Linked DNA regions of Homo sapiens: regions 1 and 2 are each linked to region 3. The links are chromatin contacts, found by Hi-C or POLR2A ChIA-PET in ENCODE. All regions are on one chromosome and are shown on one strand. Each heading gives the region's core, a stretch centred on a gene start or an enhancer-like site at or near the end of the contact. The rest is flanking DNA. Distances are from core to core; before and after follow the strand shown.

Evidence for each region. A loop is a pair of places that touch in the nucleus more often than their neighbours do. ChIA-PET counts read pairs that join two places held with the same protein, here RNA polymerase II (POLR2A). Pooled maps may share reads with other maps.
Region 1: a map of naive thymus-derived CD4-positive, alpha-beta T cell shows a loop between it and region 3 (6-fold over the local background). The contact joins the promoter of LINC02295 here to the enhancer-like site in region 3. A Hi-C loop is called at or near these places in 2 of 168 maps with a recorded cell type or tissue (CD8-positive, alpha-beta T cell and naive thymus-derived CD4-positive, alpha-beta T cell) and 6 of 50 pooled maps. POLR2A ChIA-PET finds 5 or more read pairs at or near these places in 4 of 52 experiments (CD4-positive, alpha-beta T cell, CD4-positive, alpha-beta memory T cell, activated T-cell and 1 more).
Region 2: a loop to region 3 is called in a pooled map, with 2.5 times the contacts of the local background. The contact joins two enhancer-like sites. A Hi-C loop is called at or near these places in 2 of 168 maps with a recorded cell type or tissue (CD4-positive, alpha-beta memory T cell and naive thymus-derived CD4-positive, alpha-beta T cell) and 4 of 50 pooled maps. POLR2A ChIA-PET finds 5 or more read pairs at or near these places in 2 of 52 experiments (CD4-positive, alpha-beta T cell and CD8-positive, alpha-beta memory T cell).

What each region holds. Positions count from the first base shown.
Region 1 is chr14:98,134,007-98,137,788 of GRCh38, forward strand. LINC02295 (long intergenic non-protein coding RNA 2295) reads left to right here and starts at 1,981. Exons shown (of 3, transcript NR_184268.1): 1 at 1,981-2,191. The region is part of intron 1 of LOC105370655 (a long non-coding RNA gene); the gene reads right to left.
Region 2 is chr14:98,173,772-98,177,168 of GRCh38, forward strand. No RefSeq gene overlaps it. Among named protein-coding and RNA genes, the nearest start is that of LINC02295, 39 kb to the left of the region's middle. Within about 2 kb of position 1,725, at least 2 of the 41 ENCODE cell types and tissues checked have a DNase peak (open chromatin) inside an H3K27ac peak, as active enhancers do; they include CD4-positive, alpha-beta T cell, where a contact is called at or near this core.
Region 3 is chr14:97,600,962-97,604,511 of GRCh38, forward strand. No RefSeq gene overlaps it. Among named protein-coding and RNA genes, the nearest start is that of LINC02291, 84 kb to the right of the region's middle. Within about 2 kb of position 1,875, at least 6 of the 41 ENCODE cell types and tissues checked have a DNase peak (open chromatin) inside an H3K27ac peak, as active enhancers do; they include CD4-positive, alpha-beta T cell and CD8-positive, alpha-beta T cell, where a contact is called at or near this core.

The DNA of each region.
Region 1 (3,782 bases), core at 731-3,230, 530 kb after region 3:
TGTTGACATTCCAGGGAGAGGCATGGGTCCAGCACTGCACCCAAATATTGAGTCTGCATGGATGTAATCAGAGATGGGGCACCGGACTGTCTTTGAAAGGGATTTCCTTCAAACCATGAAACTGATCATTAATCACTTTTGCGTAGCTTGCTGTGTTGTTGCAATGATGGGGAAATTCAAGTAAAAAACAAAATTCACCTGACAATAAAATATAAATCTGTGTCAATATCACAGTATATGTGGCAAAAAGCAGCCCAACCATGGTCTCAACTCAAGATAATCAGGACAGAAAGTCTATATAGCACTTGGAATCTCACAGGAGTCTTGGCTTTCCTGTTGTCTTTACTGTACTTTGCTTTAACCAACCTGGAAGGACAACATCACCACACCTGTCTTGCAGAAGAGAAAACTGAGGCCCAGAAGGCTAATGGGATTTGTGCACAGCTACTAACAATTGTCCACCTAATGATTTGAATTCAGATAGCTTCTTTAATGCTCTTCAACACAACTTCCTCACTCTAAGTCAAATGTGAGCAGCATTAAAAGAAAATAAAAGTACAGTATTGTACAGAAAGCAACATACGTCATTCATGGCTGTGTGTGTCCATAAATATGTGTGTGTATATATATATGCATGTATATATGTATCTATATGTATGATAAAAAATAAAAATAACAACTACAACAACAAAAAAACAGAACATGGAAGTAAAAAAAGAGAGTGATTTTCCAGCAGGTTCCTGCAGAGCCCTTCTCTTGATTCCTGAGAGGTTCAATTAACGGATGCAAGTCATAAAACAGTGCATTTTCTCTCTGCTATGATGCATTGTTTTTAATCTCACTGCCTTGTATTATATCACATTCCTATAATTCTTCCGACAGGAAAAGGCTTGTTTCATAAAAATATAGTCCCCAGCATTTGAAATATAAGTTCACATGCAAGCAACATATATATCACCAAGCTGGCAAACTAACTCACTTACTTAATCCACTAAACTTCAGGTGCTTTCTATATTATGTGAAATGGCTTGAAACAGGCAGAAGCTGCCAGGACCCATCACGGCTTCTTTGCTCAAGAGAGACAAGAGGAGAAGGGGAGAAGGGAGCGGGGGGAGTGGAAATTCCCTCAGTGGATTCCACAATAACATGCCTTTCATTATCACCCAGTGTCAGGACACTGGGTAATGTTCATTGTGCATGCACAATAAATTACTATTTACCTGGCAGTGCTTTTGATAAGCTCGTCTCCTCACCCCCTTTCTGTCCATGCAGCACAGAGCAGCGAAACCCCTTTGCCTATAATTCTTATTAAGGTGATACCTTTTCTGAATAAGAAAGTACACACTTCCAAAGCTGGCACTCTCTGGGGTTTTTAAGGGACATTGTTTTTATTGGTTCCCTTTTATTTCTTCCACCCCACTGTGTTTTAATGCTATAGTGACTTCTGTGTATACAACTCTCATATTGAAATGTCGGCTGCAGATATATGCAATATTAAAGAGCGCTTATGAATTTTTGACATCTAATTAGTCGCTACCCTGTTAACATGTCAGGACTCAGAGGGATTAGGGAGGCAGCCCTTTCTGAATAAGTTACAGTGAGGCTCCTGTCCTTTTCATGTATTATTCTTTAATGTAGGTGGTGATTATTTGGCTGTGATTAATTGATGAAGCCCATTGGTCTGGCAAGTGGTGCCGAATTCACCATTCCTCACTTTTATTTCTCTCAGTAGGGTTCTGCCACTTAATCGGAAGGACCTGCTTCCTTCCAGGCAATCTCTCTGTGCAGCGTTCTGGGGCAGAGGGACTGTTCTGGGTGACCCACCTAGACCCTTTCACAGCTCTTGGCTCCCTGGTCAGCAGTGGGTTTTGCATCCTGTCTTCTTGGACAAGCCCTGTGCCCTGTGCCCCCTGGCCAGGCATGTCTGAAATGCAGTGGCACCCCCTATACAAAGGCTTCCTGTTGCTCCCCTTTTCTCTCATATCTGATTTTCGAGCCTTGCTTTCTGGTACCTTTAACACCTGTAGCTCCCTGCCTGGCTCAGTTTACTTCTGGGTTCAGCTGCCTGCCAAGACGCCAGGTGACAATCGGGGCTCTCCAAGGCCGCTCCTGCCATTGTCTCCAGCTGTGGGGCCCAAGAAACCACACACGTGAGATGCACAGTCTGATATGGCCGGCTCTGCCCCTCTGGGTAAGTGATACCAAGCTCTAAAAAAAGGCAACAATGAGAAGCGGATGTTGGGGAGAGGGGACCTGCTGGCTGCTGCTTTTGGGCACTGCCCCATGGGTGTCAAACACCCTGCTGTGTGCAGGCAGCTTCCGCCTCCTAGGAACTCTATGCCCACACAGTCCTCCCAGAAGCTCCTGTCCCAGCTCCCTGGGCTCCCACGGAGGAATCCTCTTTCACAGTGGGTTCTTAGGAATGTCAGATCTGATAGTCTTGGATTTGAAGCTGGGCAAGATTTTTAACATTTTAGATAAAGCAAGCAGGGAAATGATTTGTGAGTATAGCTCTGTGTTTAAGCACAGGGAGAGGGAGGTGTTTTCTGCTTCACCGCATGACTCCCCTTCCATACACCCACATGTGCATGCAGGCACACACATGTATACACACAGGTGCATGCATCCATACACACAGACCCACACATGTACACATACAGGCCCACACACACCCATAGATAGACACACACACTCCCAGGTACACATGCAGGTGCACACACCCATGCACACACAGGCATACACAGGTACACACACAGACACACACTCTCTCTCCCACAGCTTTCTAGACAAAGGCTCTGCCATCAGACTTTCGTACCCTGGCCTCCTGGTTTTATGAACAAATAATTCCTTTTTTTGCAAAGCAGAATTCCCCGCCCCCATTATAAACTCCCACCATTCAAATCTATAATTGGGGGAGTAACAGAGCTGTGGCCGACTTATCTTTTTAAATGCACCGACCCTGGACGAGCCATCCTAAAAATGTGTAATTATAAATAAACCTTCACCTATGTCAGCTGGCAGGGTTTTTAATTACTGCACTTGATGTCAATCAAGGCCAGCTCTGGGTATGCATGTTAGGGGGCAATTTCAGAGGAATTTTGCGGACATAAGCTGTTTGCCTTATTCTATTATCTGCATTTAAAAGGGGAGAGGAGGAGATAAGGCGACAGCCAGGAGGGGAGAGAGAAAGAGCAGCTCATGGAAAGAAAATGGTGGGGGAGGCATTTTACCGAGGCTGCAGCATCCTGCTGGGGCTGGGGAGGGCAGATACTGGACATCTCTCCTAACCCAGGGCCCCACACTGCTGGCCCCCTCTTTGTCTCCCAACCCTTTCTTGCAGGAAGATAAGGAGGGAGATGGGAGTGAGGTGTATATTTGCTGATGGAAGGGGGTGGAGGGGGCCCCTGCTAATCATGTGGGGACAAGGCGGGGATGAGGGTGGGGGTAGGATGAGGGTGGGGGTAGGATGAGGCAGGGAAGGAGAAGATCAGGAAGAGCAAGAAGTGTTGGGGGGAAGCGCTAAAAGGAAAAAAAATCAATTGATGCATATTCACTTTCTCCTCCACTGCGGATTCTATCCGAAGGAAACACTGAACTTTGTAGTGTTAGCAGCAGCTGAAATTTAGAATTATTGTTTCCTTCTAACAGAAGACTCATTTTCCACGGCCGCATTTGCAGCATAATAAGCTTTTTGTTATTTTTTCAATTAGAGTCAATTGACCTAACAAAATGCTTGGCAATTAAGTGATTTTTGTAATGGTCCGGGGGTAATTTAGTCGAGC
Region 2 (3,397 bases), core at 475-2,974, 570 kb after region 3:
AGAAGACGTACCTAACTAAAGTCCTAGAAAAAGCCCTGTCTCCTGTGATTTCTACCTGACTCTACCCTCTGTGTTTCTAAAGAGGGTGGTGCATGAGCTTTAATAGTGGAGAGCTGTGCACTGGCTGGAGGGTGGGAAATGCACATCTGAACACTGCTTCACATTAAATGCACTGCATTGCAAAGACCCTGATTAGAGAAAGGCTTGGAGAAATAAGTTACCAATTGTTGAATGCCCACGGTCTATGCGTCTGCTTACTTAATGTAGGTTTAATGTGAGTGCCATGAAGCCTCTTCTGGGTAATAGCAATCTTAGGCAACATTAGGGAACACTTACTGTGCATCGGTCCCTGGGCTGATCTTTTATTCCGGCCAAGGGGCCTCCCTAAGAAGAGTTTAGGATGACTGCTATGCACATTGAGGTTGGGTGACACACCCATGAGGGCATCACCCCAAATTAAACCTGGCCAGGCTGACAGCAGTCTGCCCTCAACAACTTGGTTGAAGAATGTTCTCTGCTTTCCATGCATGCCCTACTTGTGAACAACACCTAATTGATAAAGTGAAACTGTGTGTGGTTCTTGGTTGCCATATGTGTGGTCCACCTATGGAAAAGAAGAAAGACCTTCTCTTGAGACTTATTCTGTTCCAGCCTATAATCTTATAGTCATGATTCCAAAGAAGTTTTGCAAAACCAAAAGTAGTTTTTATCATTAATCTGGTGGTAAAACCTGACCTGAACTGATAGAACTAATATAAGGCTATTTATAGTCTTTATTTTTCTCATGTAATGTAAACAGTCATTTATTTCACTGCAAAAATGTTGTGTTCTATCCCTAAGTGCTGTCCTAGACTCCTCTGCAAGATGCTCTACGATATGTAATTATGAGACATATTATTTTAAATGTACCAAATTCTGATTTCTAAATTACATGTGGTTTCAAAGGTTTCTGAAAACAGATCGTGGGCCTGCAAACCAAATCTGTAGTCCCACTTTGAAGGTGTATCCTGTAGACACCCTTGGATAGTGGCAATTATAGGGGTCAGAGAGATCGATCAACCTCAACCCTAATTCTCGTTTATGAAACTAAAGTCTGTGGCATCCTCGGCCAAACTGGAACTCATTAGAGCCTCAGGTTGCCCAGTTACAAAGAGGAAAACAGCACCAGCTTCCTTGCAAGGTTTCTGTGAGATTATATACTTAAAGGTTATTCATGTATTGGCCATTGGGACACTCTAAGGTTGTCCATATTTGCAGATGTTCTTTGTAATGAATTTCAGAGTCAAGCACAAAGATGTAGTAAAATTTTCACCTCTTCCAAATTTGCTGTCCTGTGCTTGGAGTAGGACATGGCCCCTGGGAGCTTGGGGCTGGGGAGGAGGTAACAGCCCATGAAGACCTGCCTAGGTCAGGGCAATTAGCAGGAGCCACCAAGACCTTCTCAGTATTAATTAGCTGTCCCTGCCCTGGTGCTACAGAGGATTTCCAGGCCTCTGGAGAGCCCTCAGGGATGTTGCCACTCACAAAAGAGCTCAGCTCTGACCATAAGAGCTGAGTAAATAGGATGAAGCTTGGCTTCCAAAGGGCCAGGGGCTGATGCAAGAAGTATCTCTCTGTGCGCAGGTGAGAGGCAGACTCTGGAAGGATGAAGTGCGGACAGTGGGTGGAAGGACTGGGGCCTGGTACCTGCATGCTCAGCCTCCCTGTTTCCACTCTGATGTGGCTAGTCTTTCTCCTCTCTGTTTCTTCCTTTTTTTTTTTTTTTTTTTTTTTGGTTTCTGCTCTGATCTCTCTGTTTCTCTCCTGCATTGGGCCTCTCTCTAACCTGCTTCCTTCTACATGTCTCTGTCTACGACCTTGCGGTTTGGTCCCTGTCGGTCTCTCTCTAGGCCTTTCTCCCTGTCTCTGTGGCTGTCTCTTCTCACATGCATACTCCAGGGCATTCTACCCTCAGAGCATAAAGCTTAAGTCATGTGGCGGCTGATGGTCCCTACTCTTCCACTGAGCCCATGGTTCTCTCCAAAGAGAAGGTGATTCATAGAGCACAGGATAGCTGGCATTTTCTGGGTGACAGTTCTATTATATTTCAAACAGAAATATTTATTCAACAGATATTTATGGAGCACCTATCACCTGCCAGACACTGTGGATGCAATAGTGAACAAGAGAGGAAGTCTTTGCTCTAATGGTGGGCTGGGGAAAGGCATTATATAGAGACGTAAATGAGACCCGGCATTTCAGGAGGTGATAAGTGCTCTGAAGAAAAATAAAGGCAGATGATGGGATAGAAAATGCTGGGGGCAGGGGAGAATGATCACTGACAAGGGAGCTTTGAGGTGTCCTGAGCGAAGTGACAAAGTGTGTTGCTAACCAGGAAAGAGCTTCCCAGACAGAGGAAAAGAGAAAGTGCAAAGACCCTGCGGCAGAAACCTGCTGGGTGTATTTAAAGATTAGCCAAGAGTACGCAAGATGATAGAATAAAGGGCCAGAGAAGCTTAATATTTTCCCATTTGATCTTTGCAATCTTTCTTCTAGAGAGAGGTCATTAGCCAAATGTGGATCAGAAAATAGAAATTGTTGGACACAAATCACAGAAATTTCAAGTTAGTTACTAAGGTGAGATTCTAACGAAAACCTACAAAGAACAAACTGCCTTCCACAAGGCTTTACTAGAGCTGGGGGACTTAGAATGAAGCTGTAAGCAGCAGCCAGCTATTAGGATCTTATTCAAATGGAGTGGCATAGGGACAGAGCAACTGTCCCAGCCTCCAAAGTCAGGAACAGCTACCACAAGTGATAATCCTGAAAACTCTGGCTTCTAGGAGGAGGCGAGAAACAGCATGAGGATAGGTTGAAATCTGAACCCCAAAACAATTGACCACTCACAACTAAGGAAACTGGGGCTCAGAGATGTCAAGCATTTCATCCAAGGCCCACAGCCTGTGAGCAGTGAGATCTAAATTCAAATCCTTCCCCTTCACCTTGTTGCATGGTACTAGCGTACAAGTGTAAAATGAGATTGAAAAATTCAAGCAAAAGGATGCCAGAGAAAAATACCATTTTTCTCCTAGTATTTGAAACACGCCTTTAATTTGGGTTGAATGGATTTGTGAACCATCAGCAACAGCATTTCATTGACAAAGACTATTTTCCACCAAGAAAAAAAGAGGGTTATTATTTTAACCTCCCACCTCATTCATTTTCTAAAAAGAGTGAAACGTGATTTTGAAAGAAGAATTACATACATTGATATCACATGAGTGGGAAGCAGAAGCCGTCAATGAATCATCTCCTTTCTACAACTCTCAAATCAATCCAGACACATGTCAGGTTGATGTCCATGGTGTGGGACCATTTCCCTGATTGGATCTTCACTTAAGGTGTGTTGGCATAAGGG
Region 3 (3,550 bases), core at 625-3,124:
TGTCTCAGCATTTCCCTGCTTAGGTGTACACCCCTAGAGAATCTCCTCTACATGTACATCTGGAGACAGGGAGAAGAATGAGTCCAGAGAAGTTTGTTGTAGTAAAACACTGGAAACAGCCCAAATGTACACGAGTAATAGAATATTTAGGTACATTCTGACATAGTCACACAAAAGAATATTGTTCAGCTATGAAAATAAATGAAGCACAGGTACATATAACAACACAGGCAAATCTCAGAAACATAATATGGAGCCCCAAATCCAAAACAAACAGGCAACAACAACTGCAAAATAGCGCACATTGTCAAGAGAATTCGTTCAGCATGATTCCATTTATATAAGGTTTAGAAACATGCAACACTGCAAACAATAATTTTCAGGAATACAAACAAATGGAGAAGCTATAAAGAAAATGAGAGTGTGGGAAACACGACGAGGGAAGGAGCCAGGATGGGGGAGGGAGGAGCATAAGGTTCTAATTCTTAAATTGGGTTACACAGGTGTTTTCTTGTATTTTTAATTTTTGTGCCTTATATATATTTTAGAAGAATTTGTGTATGAATTCAATCATTTATAAAAAAGAATTTTATGTATATTTATAATATAGTTAAAAAGCAGACATATGTGTAGCTGATGATGGGAATTATTCCAACGTTGATGAATATGCTGTCAATGTGGGTAAGAGAGATCACTTGGATCTTAGGCATTTTGAAAGACTTCATGGAGAAATGAAGGTTTAAAAGAGGTCCAAGTTTTGTTGAGGTGAATTTCATCCATGGTGAGGATGAAATTCCAGCTTTGGCAAGGGAGCAGAAAGTGCAGCTTTTAAAGTAGGGAGGGTGGACTTTGAATACATTAGTACCTTAAAAATGGCATTTCAGAGTAATTGGAGTTCGGCCAGTCTAAGAATAGGTAAGCAATAGATGGTACGCCATGTCATGTAAGTCTCCATGTGATACTGTGGTTAATAGTGACCTTGAGTTTGAGCCCTCTGCCAACTTTGTAGCTGTTTGACCTTGGAGGAGTCATTTTATTACCTTGAGCCTCAGTGACTTCTTCCACATGATGGAGATAAGAACTATGCATACCCCACAGTGTTGCTTTGAGGGTTAAATCAAGGAATGCATATAATGTACCTTGAATAGACTGATCGACACTGAATGTTGACCACTGTTTTATGATGTGGTTGAGGTTCCTACTAGGAATGACAGATAGAAAGGACAAGAAATGCCAGGATACACAGGTGTGAGGATCCAAGTGAGACAGGAGGGACATCTTGTTTTGGGAACCAGAGCCTCGGCCAACTGGAGCACTGTGGACCTGAAAAGACAGGGGATGAGAAGAGGATGAGAGGGGGGAGTAGGAGTCAGATCGCGGAAGGCTTTCTGTGCCATGCCAGAAATCTTGAACATGATTTGCAAATGATGAAGGCAATACCTGAAGGGTATTCGGCAGGAGAGTAGCACTCTCATGTGGGGAATGAGTATGATCTGAAATCTAAGCCGTGTGCCTTTGGGGCTGCATCCGCCCAAGTGACCATTTTATTGTTAGAAAGATCCTTCTGGCTGCCTCCTTGTGGAGAGTGGCTTGGAGGGGGCCAGATGGGGACTGATCAGACAGTCATGTGGAAGGCTGCCACTGCTATCCCTGCACAAGTTATGAGAAGGTCCTACACTAGGGTGGGGCCAGGAAGGAATATGAGCAACACAAAAGCGGCATCTCTGACAGGATCTCTCGGGGGTGGCTTAGTCTCAGAGCTTATTTTAAATGCCAAAAGGGAAATGGGAGCGGCATAGGGGGTGGGGTGGTGGGGAGGAAGGAGAGCTCAGATCTTATCTGGACTCTTGGGCTGTCATCGGAGCTGCTCAGAGCAGGTGCTTCAAAGCCTTTGGCTTTCCCCTGCATTCGGGCCCATGTCGGGTACACACACAAAGTGGGCATGCATTATTCAGGTGGCATCACATCCTCTGTGCAGCTCATCAGAGCTTGCTGCTTCGGGCCCTCCTTCCCCAAAAGCCCATTGTTAAGAATTATAAACAAACAGGATGGACGCCTCTACAGTCACTACACTGGTGCTGCCGGCGGGATCTGCAGTCATAACAGGAAATCGTGCACTTGCTGCAGAAAGATTTTTTTCTAAGAGGCAGCATGAATGTCATTGACCTAAATTCTAGTGCCCTAGCCTATACCTGCAGAACTTTTCAGCAAAGAAATGTCAGTGAGAGGCAGATTAAAAGGGTCTCTAACTATTTCTTTCTTTTTGCTTTATGAGTATCCATTGCCATGAATATCTAGTGACCCTGAAACCTACTTCCAACTTTGCAATCAGCTCCCCAAAGGTTGACTTAAAGATACAGATAAAAATGATGAGGGGGTATGGATAGAGCAGAAGGTGCTGGCTTTCTACTAGTGGAGGCTGATGTCATCTGTGCCGCAACCGAGAGTAGTGATAGTGGCACCCAGTCCCACCCTACAGGGACCTGCCCGACTACAGGGCTGAAAGGACAGTGCAAGGGACTTCAATCTTTCAGATCAATTACTAGTTGTTCTAAAGGACTGTGGCAATACAAATTAGGTCAGCATCATTTTCTCCTTTACAGATAAGCTCATCTAGATGCAGTAGCCAAATGAATTGCCCAAGATTTGGAGCTCAGAGAGTTTGCTCAGCTGGCCCCTTTTCCTCTCACTCCAAGAATGCATCATCTTAGCATCTCACTCATTCGTTTATTAATTCACTAACTCGCTAAGTATTTGTAGAGTGCCTACTACATTCATGCATGGCGCTGGATGCTCAAGATGCAGCACTTAATACACTGTAATCCCTGTCTGTAAAATGGTCGTAGTCAAGTAAGAGCAGATAAGTTAGCTACTAGATGGGACACAATGTAAAAAGTGCTGCAACGGAGTTGTTAAGGGATTCCAGAGTAGCCTCCCTTAGCCCAGGCTGGGGTATTCAGAAAAGGCTTCCTGGAAGAGGGGGCATGGATGTTGGTCCATAAAGGGAATAATCTGGATTTAGCAACAGGAAAGAGGAAGAAGGATGTTCTGCCAGAGGCATTTGTAATGTCAGTTGGATTGGAAATAGCAGAGCTCTGGCCAGCAATCATTAATTTCACTTGGGTTAGGGGAAGCGCATACCATTGGGTGTGGCAAGAGCTATTAACAATGGTGGGTAACAAGCTAAACGGATATGAGAGGTGTTGTAACCACTCCATCTAAATAGTTAAATCGAAAGAACAATTCTATAAAGTAGTCACTAGGAATCTCTTTTAAGATTTAGGAAACTGAGGCTTGTAGAGCTGAAGTGACTTGCAGGGTCACATGGCGAGGCAAGTGAGAAAAAGATTTTAAAATTTTGGCCCTAAAGTCTGGCCAGAGCCTCTTTTGGTGCAGAAGTTCTGATTCCTCTTCTTTTATCTCATCATCCAGAGAATAACCAACCTGGAATATGTGTAAGTTTCTGTCTGAGCACTGGTATCATTGCAGTGGCCTCCTCCCTTTGCTCCTGGGAAGGGGCTGCCACTGGACAAAGCATGGGACATTGGCA